Linked DNA regions of Homo sapiens: region 1 is linked to region 2. A link is a loop called in an ENCODE intact Hi-C map of the cell type or tissue named here. Cell type or tissue: PC-9. All regions are shown on one strand. Each heading gives the region's core, and the rest is flanking DNA. Links, peaks and the distances in the headings are about the cores only.

Evidence for each region. Peaks named below come from ENCODE experiments on the same cell type or tissue, not always from the same donor. Only the 100,000 strongest peaks of a DNase experiment are listed, where the experiment ranks them.
Region 1: it touches region 2 in a loop (9-fold over the local background); 1 of 110 quality-filtered maps calls a loop at or near these places.

The regions. Positions count from the first base shown.
Region 1 is chr7:88,225,348-88,229,753 of GRCh38, reverse strand. The region is part of intron 2 of SRI-AS1 (SRI antisense RNA 1); the gene reads right to left. It also overlaps a transcript of SRI not described here. Among named protein-coding and RNA genes, the nearest start is that of SRI, 7.5 kb to the right of the region's middle. RefSeq lists an enhancer at 2,486-2,780. In PC-9, for the core only: no CTCF peak of the experiment used is centred there; a DNase peak (open chromatin) is centred at 2,553; H3K4me3 peaks cover 373 bases; H3K27ac peaks cover 2,463 bases.
Region 2 is chr7:88,356,015-88,360,420 of GRCh38, reverse strand. The region is part of intron 1 of LOC107986815 (a long non-coding RNA gene); the gene reads right to left. Among named protein-coding and RNA genes, the nearest start is that of STEAP4, 51 kb to the right of the region's middle. In PC-9, for the core only: CTCF peaks have their summits at 2,038 (motif pointing right) and 2,918; a DNase peak (open chromatin) is centred at 2,920.

The DNA.
Region 1 (4,406 bases), core at 279-4,278, 130 kb after region 2:
GGAAGATAGGAGCATGTGAAGGGCCTAAAGATTATCTTTTGAAATTTTTCCTAAATTACCTTTTGAAATACTTCCTAGATGTGCTTGAAAATCTCTATCCACAGCCTGAAGCCAAGATATATTTCCCTAAGTCACTGAGTTCAAATGACACTTTCTTGCCCTTTAGTGGTGTGCTGGTAAATGTTTAACAAGTAGCTTTCCAAGATGGGGCAGGGTGGGACCTTATATGTACGTATATATGTACGTAAGGTAATTGTAAATTTAACTGACATAAAGGGTGTTGTCTTAGTTCAGGCTGCTATAATAAAATGTCATAAACCAGGTGGCTTATACACAACAGAAATTTATTTCTCAAAGTCTGAAAGCTGCAGAATCCAAGATCAAGGCAGATTCAGTGTCTGGTGAAGACCCGCTTTCTGGTTCATAGATGGCATCTTCTAGCTGTGTCCTCATATGATGAAAGGACAAGGCTGCTCTCTGGGGCACTAGTCCATTCGTGAGAACTCCACTAATTTACATTTCCCTGATGATTAGTGATGTTGAGCATTTTAAACTATACCCATTTGGCCATTTGTATGTCTTCTTTCGAGAAGTGTCTATTCATGTCTTTTGCCTACTTTTTAATGAGATTATTTGTTTTTTTCTTGTTGAATAGTTTGAGTTCCTTGTATATTCTGGATATTAGTCCCATGTTGGATGAATAATTTTTGTAAATATTTTCTCCCATTCAACAAGTTGTCTCATTACTCTGTTGATTGTTTCCTTTGCTGAAAGTTTGACTATAACATGTCATGAAGAAGATTCTCTTGAATTGTATCTATTTGGGGATTTCTGAACTTTTTGTATCTGGATATCTAAATCTGTTGCTAGACTTGGGAAGTTTTCAGCTATTATTTCATTAAATAGGTTTTCTATTCCTTTGGTCCTCTCTTCACCTTCTGGAACACTGAAAACTTGAATATTTGATCACTTTATGGTGTCCCTTATGCTCTGTTCATTCTTTTTATTTTTTTCTTTATTTTTGTCTGACTGGATTATTTCAAAAGATCTGTTTTCAAGTTCTGAAGGTCTTTTTTCTGCTTGATATAATCCATTGTTGAAGCTCTTGAATGTACTTTTTACTTCATTCAATAAAATAAAATCCAGGATTTCTGTTTGGTTACCATGATATCTCTCTTTGGTAAACTTTTCACTCATGTCCCTAATTATTTCCCTGATTTCATTATATTGTTTATTTGGGTCTTCTTATGTCTCACTGAACTTCTCTAGTATCATTATTTTGAATTATTTTTCAAGGATTTTTATAAATTTCTTTCTCATTGAAATCTGTTGCTGGATAATTAGTGTGTTTCTTTGTAGATGTCATATTTCTGGGAAAATATTTCCTTAACTGTTCATGCAATTCACAATGTAAAGGCTGTAGATACAACACACTTTTTAAAATTTTTTTTTTTGAGATGGAGTCTTGCTCTGCCGCCCGGGCTGGAGTGCAGTGGTGCAATCTTGGCTCACTGCAACCTCCGCCTCCCGGGTTCATGCCATTCTCCTGCCTCAGCCTCCCAAGTAGCTGGGACTACAGGCGCCCGCCACCATGCCCAGCTAATTTTTTGTATTTTTAGTAGAGATGGGATTTCACCGTGTTAGCCAGGATGGTCTTGATCTCCTGACCTCGTGATTCGCCCGTCTCGGCTTCCCAAAGTGCTGGGATTACAGGTGTGAGCCACCGTGCCCGGCCACAACACACTTTTAACTTTAAACCTTATTAACATATTCTCCAAAATGCCACCTCCAAATCTAGAGTACACAATTAAAAAAAAAATAAATAAATAAATAAAAATAAATGAGTCTTTTGTTTGTAGTGCAAACTGATTTCCAGGGTGTAAATATTCCCAACATAGTGGAATAAACTACTAACTTTTCGCAAATTCAAACTACTAACATGGTATGACTGAGTCTGGAATTGAGAATTAACATCCAACAGCACAAAATTACATACTACCCATATAGAAAAATCATTAAAAATTGATGCATTTGGAGTATTTATTATCTTGATTTTCAGTAAGTTAAAAAATTTCTAATTATACGATTGGCAGTGTTTAAAAATAGGCTGGAAAAGGCCAGGCACCGTGGCTCACGCCTGTAATCCCAGCACTTTGGGAGGCCGAGGTGGGTGGATCATGAGGTCAGGAGTTCAAGACCAGCCTGGCCAAGATGGTGAAACCCTGTCTCTACTAAAAACACGAAAATTAGCTGGGCGTGGTGGGAAGTGCCTGCAATCCCGGCTATTCAGGAGGCTGAGGCAGAGAATTGCCTGAACTGGGGAGGCAGAGGTCGCAGTGAGCTGAGATTGCGCCACTGCACTCCAGCCTAGGAGACAGGGCGAGACTCTCTCAAAAAAAAAAAAAAAAAGGCTGGAAAAATGCCTGAAAATAGGCTCACTGGCCAGTATGAGCCAGCTCCCACATATGACTGTTCCAACACAAAGCCCTGCAGGTCTTCAGAATTCTCAGACAGAGATAATAATCCTGAAGGAATGTCAAATATTTACCTGTATGTGTGTTTAATACTGTTGTTATTGGTTCCTAGCTGCCTTAGATAGGTCATTCTTTGTAACAATGAAATAAACATATTTCATAGAGGGCCTCTATAGGGCTAATTGGAAATCTGCCTACACTGTTGAGTAATGTTTATAGTTGGTTACTGATTTCCAGAGGTCAAGAGGGCAATGTGATTCATCTGCTATTACAGTTTATACTTCTTGATTCTTCTATTTGGCCACTCTGCAAGAAGGCAATCCTCTAAGGATCACCAGCTTCTACCTATAAGACTTCAACTCAAGATGCAGGCAAGTAAATGATATGTATATAATATTAGACTATTCCATGCAGCTCCAATGTTCTAATTCTACTAATCAGGAATAAGAAAGTTCCTAATCTTTGTAGTTCTACTGATCCATGGGTTTCCAAGCTGAGAATCAATTAATCCAGGTTCCTTTCTCAGCTTTGCCACTGATTTCCCAGCTATGGAAAAGAGGCAAGTAACTACTGAAAAATAATTATATAAAGTAAGAGATATCTTATTTTAATTAAGAAGCTCCCAATTTACATGTAGCTGACTTATATATATGCTTCATGGAATTTTGGCATTCTGGAAATATCTACTGTACCTAGGCACCTAGGACTCAAGAACAGTCATTCTTCCTTCCCCAGAGCTGCAATATGAATAATTGGGAATTTTTCTTCCCAAATTCCCTCCTCTCCCAGCTTATTGAACAGATGGAGATTGTATTATCTTCCCCTCCTCTCTCCACAAGTCTGGCTTCTCTATTTATCTCTGGTTCTGTGTAAACTTTGCGACATCAAGATTGGCTGGATAAAGGGACTGAGATGCGAATGGGGATGGGCAATAACCAAGCCCTAGGTGCTCTTGGGTTCCTACCCTGCTCTACCCCGGCTCCAGGACTGCTTCTCTTTAGGAGAACAATGAAGGCTTTAAAGAACTTTCGAGGGCTTGCCTGAGAACCAGTCATAAAGTGACCTTTATGAAAAAATAGACCTAGGTTGCAAAAATTAGCTTTTAGAATTAACACCCCCATAATATACTAGTCCAATGTTCTTAGGAAGAGTCATCCTAAGAGAACACTGGTGCTGAACACAGGTGATTTTCTACCTGAGCATACAGGTCCAGTATTCAATATTCTGCTTTCTATGTGGTCCCAGACATGGTAATGGTCACAAGTAAAAGATGTAGAGACTTGATAATCAGTACAAGCCTCAGACAAAAACTAATTACAGCCAGTTCTTGCATTCATTTCTTGACCTCCCTTTAGCTACCCCTTTAGCCATGCATATTTACATCTTGTTCATCAAAAAATAATTATCTGCACTAAAATGAACTCTTATCATTGATAGTAATAGCATTACCTAGATGTACATTATTTTAGACAATTGCTTTAAATTTAATATTCTGATTTCTGAAACACATTCTGTTCAGGAAAAGAAAAAACAATGTCTCCAAATTCTTGATCCAATAGAAATTGCATAATCTTAAAAGGAAGAGTCCTGAGAGAATAGCGTGAGGTTGAGAAAAGATCTGAAGTGACAAGATAAGCAATTAATACTGGAATTGCTATTAGTCTGGTAACCTTCAGCAAGTCAGAGTCTCAGTTTCCTCATCTTGTAAAGTAGAAATAATCTAACTGGCATGGCTGGGTAAAGTTTAAGTAGGCCATCAGAAAATACTTTGTAGTCCATAGAGCATTAACTCATCCAGGCCCCTACTCAAAGTACAAAACTGCCCTTTAGCATCACTGACAGCCTCTTCTTGATCACTTCTAGTGATGGGGAACTCATCTTTGGAAGGTCATTTTTGACAGCCCTAATGATAAGAAAGTATATATATAAAGT
Region 2 (4,406 bases), core at 339-4,338:
GAGACATTTCATAACCCCTGTAGCCGTCACCTACTAGAAGTGAGGTCTTTGAGGGGAGACACTGTCTTATTCATTTTGTCCTAATCCCCAGTACCTAGCATAATGCCATAGGGTGGATGCTCAAAAGTTGTTTGATGGATGAAAAATGAATAAATGTGTAAATACAGACTCAGATAGCTATAGGTAATATAAACCAGAAGTGGACAAATCACATGGTAAAATAGGAAAGAGTGGGTATAGTTCTCCATCTTCTCGCAATTCCATGTAGTGGTCTAGAATAATGAACGCAATGATCAATTGTATTATTTAGTTTCTCTTATCAAGCTGTTAGTAGGATACAGAATAGAATTGTGAATTCTTGTTTGCAAAAATCCCCCGTTTTTATGATGTATATAATAATGGGTCCCAGAAGAAGAGCTATATTAAAAAACAAAATGAAGACAAGAAAATAACCATATCAAAGATGAATAAAAACTTAGATACACAAGCAGTGCTTCTGTCCAGTAAAGTAGTCTTGGTAGCAGAGGAAAGTAAATACTTTCCCCTGGAGCATAGCAAAAAGCAGCCTGCCACAGCACAAAATTTCATGGAGGTCTCTTTTTTTAATCTTAAAAATTCATCTTTATTTTCATTCTGAGGTATCTCAATTTTTGATTTACCACAAAAATAATGTTTGATTACTTACCATTATGTAAAATGAAAAGACCACCATCTTTTCCTTTAGCATTCAGTACTGTGGAATATGTTAGCCTATTTGAGAAATCAGGGACCATAGCATCTGGCAAAGACTTTCATTTAGAAGCCTAAATATTTAGAAGCACCTTACAAATTCATTAAGTGAGATATAGAGAACCCAAATAAGCATAATGAAATTAGGTTAATTTGGCATGAGAAATAGTATCTGTGCATTCAGCAAATATACTTCCTTAATAACCGTACTGAACAACCATATATAAAGGTAAACAAATACTAAAGCTAGCTATGATAGCTATTACTCAGGCTCAGAAATATTTGTTTCTCCTATGCAACCTGGGTAGATTAAACTTCCCTGGGTCCCTGAATCTGGCCATGGTGTGTTATTTGTGAGGTGAATAGAATGTTACTGGAAGTCACCTGTGTCAATTCCATGTGAAAGCATTAGAGTTAACATGCAATTTACCATGTTCTCTTTTCCCCACCACACTGACTAATAAGGCTATCTGTTCCAAAAAGTGCAGTTCCAGGATAATGCCACCTTCCCCAGCTGGATTGCTGAGTTGTCACACAGAGGCAGTTGTATGGGAGAGTTACTCTGAAGAAGAAATAAACTTTCGCTACGTTAAAGCCACTGAGTTGTTGTTACTGCAGCAGAACCTAACCTATCCTGGCTAACACCATCCCAGGTGTTAAACTCAAATAGACCAAGCTACATAAACATTAGATATCCCTATCTTATTTGTGCTTTATTAGTCCAGAGCTACAAGCAACATTCTATAGGCAATATGGTTATTTGTACTCTCTGCCTAACAGCTTTGGCTAAATTTATTCATGAACTGTTCTTTAAAAAAATAAATCTGCCAAAGTGGTTATTCAGCAGTATGTAAACAGTCAATTGGTGCTTTTCTTTTAAAACCGCTTTCACTGGTTGTAAAGAGAAAAACACGTAGCAGACTATAAAGTTCTCTACTGACATAGATAATATTGGTGAATATGCTACATTAAATACTAAAACTATCAGCAAATTACACCATGAAGCAAATACAAACCACCAAAAAATTTACAATAAATTCTTTTAATTATTAACTTTTAGTTATTCATTAACTTTTAAAATTCTGATGTCATATTATTTAACATCTCAACCAATTTTGGAAGTTATACAAACTTTTTTTTTTTTTTTTACTAGGCTCTATCCATCTGTGCCAGGGTTTCTTAACCTTTGCACTATTAACATTTCAGACTTGATGGTTTTCACTGTGGTAAGGGACTGTCCTGTGCATCCCTGCCCTCTGTACACTAGATGTCAGTAGCACTTCTGCAATTGTGACAATCAAAAATATCTCCAAACATTGACAAACGTCTAGTGGGGAGGGAGGACGTATCACAAAATTACCCCCAATTGAAAACTACTAACCTATTCCAGAGGTCCACAAAAAATAAAATATGAATTTCATCTGACAGCTCTATTGCTGCCTTACTGAAGTGATTTACAATAGTACATAGAGGTGATATAACAGGACTTTACTTTCATTATTGCACAAAGAAAACACAGTAAGTACCAAAACTTAGATAATAAAAATTTGCAAAACTAACAAAATAATTACTAGAAATCCCATCTCGATTAGCATGTTTATAGGCATGTCTTTCTGGATTCATTCATTCAACAGCTAGTTATTGAATAACTGCTTCATGTTGGGCACTGTGTATATACCAGAGATAAGAGTGTTAAGCCAGACAGACAAGATTCCAGCCTTCCTGGAGCTTACAGCCTCATGGGAGAAACAGATTCAGAGCCTTAAATATCAATTGCAAATGAAGATGTGTCATAAAGAAAAGTGCAGGTGCCTATGATACCACAGCACTGGGACTGGTTTAAGTGTGGCATCTTTGAAGAACTGTCGTCTTAATTGAATAGAAAGCTATGTCTAACTAGTTGGCACTCAAGTAGTACTTACTAACCACCAGGCATTTTTCTCACATTCTATTTTTTAAAACTCATTTAATCCTCTCAACAACTGCATGAGATAACTATAATTATTACTAAAATAATTAATTTAGTAATTATTTCTGAAATAAAATAACTGAAAATGAATACAGAGAGACCAGGTGCCTTTTCCTAGATCACAAAGCTAGTGTGTGGAAGAGGCAAAATTTGAACTGGTTCATGTTCCTAAGGACTAACCCATCAGCCTTCCACCCCCAACATGAGCCAATCCCAGCAGAAGGAGGCAGTGTTGTCCTGTCCTGTTCACTTTGTCCACAGGCTGGCAGAGAGTGTGTTTCTCTGTTTCCCTGGCAAGGAGGAGTGACCTTCCAGTCACCGAGGAGAGAGTACTGAAATCCACCTCATTATATATTTATGGTAGTTTCCTAGTTAAATGCAGCCTCCTCCTTAAATTCTTTCTTGGGAGGAGATGAGGTATGCATTATTTATAAATTATTTAATTATTGTGGGAATTAAGCAACAGAACACTCTGACACTATAATTGAAGAGAGGTAGAAGGTTCCAAAAGGCTGAATTCACAACAGCAAATTGTTCAAATACATATTTTTGATTAGTCAGGAGTTTCGACAGAATTTCCAGGCTAACAAGCTAATATGCTCTCATCTGAAATGAATACTTTCATTCAGCATCTATATGTTGTACGTGTGTGTTTGCAAGGAGCTGAAGTGAAATCTCCTCATGAGAATTATTTCTAATATCCTAAATGATCTAAATCACACACTAGCTATGGTGATAATGATTAATCATATAAGTCTTATACATTATATAAGTATGATAAAAAGGATTTCAATACTCCTGAATATGTTCTTTTTATTGCTGTTCTTTTTTTGAGGTACTGTTGGTTTGATTTTTACATGACCATATTATATAGAAATTCTAAATGTTTCTAAAGGGAATAATGAAGTGACTTTTGATTTTTAACTCACTTCCTATAAGGATGATGCCTCTTTTCAGAATTTATGATGTATATAATTATCTCAGTTGGTTAGAATGGCTTTGATCCACATGTCACTTTGCCCTGTGGACATAGCTGCTTTGGGTCCCTCAACATAATCTATTATCAAATTTTTAAAAAGACCCAAAGACATTAGGGACTAACAATTTTATCTTCTTATGTGATGCACCTTTCAGACAGCAAAATCACAGGGAGTGGGGTACTCTGATTAATTCCATATTCTAGATAATTGACAATTATCTAGGAAAGCCTTAGCATCTCATTTCTATAGGTGAAAATATTTGCAACATGTATCTGTACATGTTCGTGTTTTTGTAAGTAATACTTAAATGTCCGTGTGTGATGGTTAATTTTACACATATGTGTCAACTTGACTGGGCCACAGGATGCCAGATATCTGATTAAATATTATCTCTGGATGTATCTGTGAAGGTGTTTCAGAAAGATTCGCATTTGGATAGGTGGACTAAGTAAAGCAGATGACCCTCCCTAACGTGGGAGGGCTTCATCCCATCCATCCAGGTGTTGAGTAGAACAAAAAAGAGGAGAAATGTTGGATTTGCTCTCTCTGCCTAGCTTTTGAGCTGGGACATCAATCTTCTCCTGCCTTCAACACTCTTGGTTCTCAAACCTTGAGACTGGGGATAATATCTACACCATTGGTTCTCTGGCTCTCAGGTCTTTGAATTACATCACAGGCTTTCTTGGGTCTCCAGTTTGTAGACAGCAGATCTGGAACTACTTGACCTC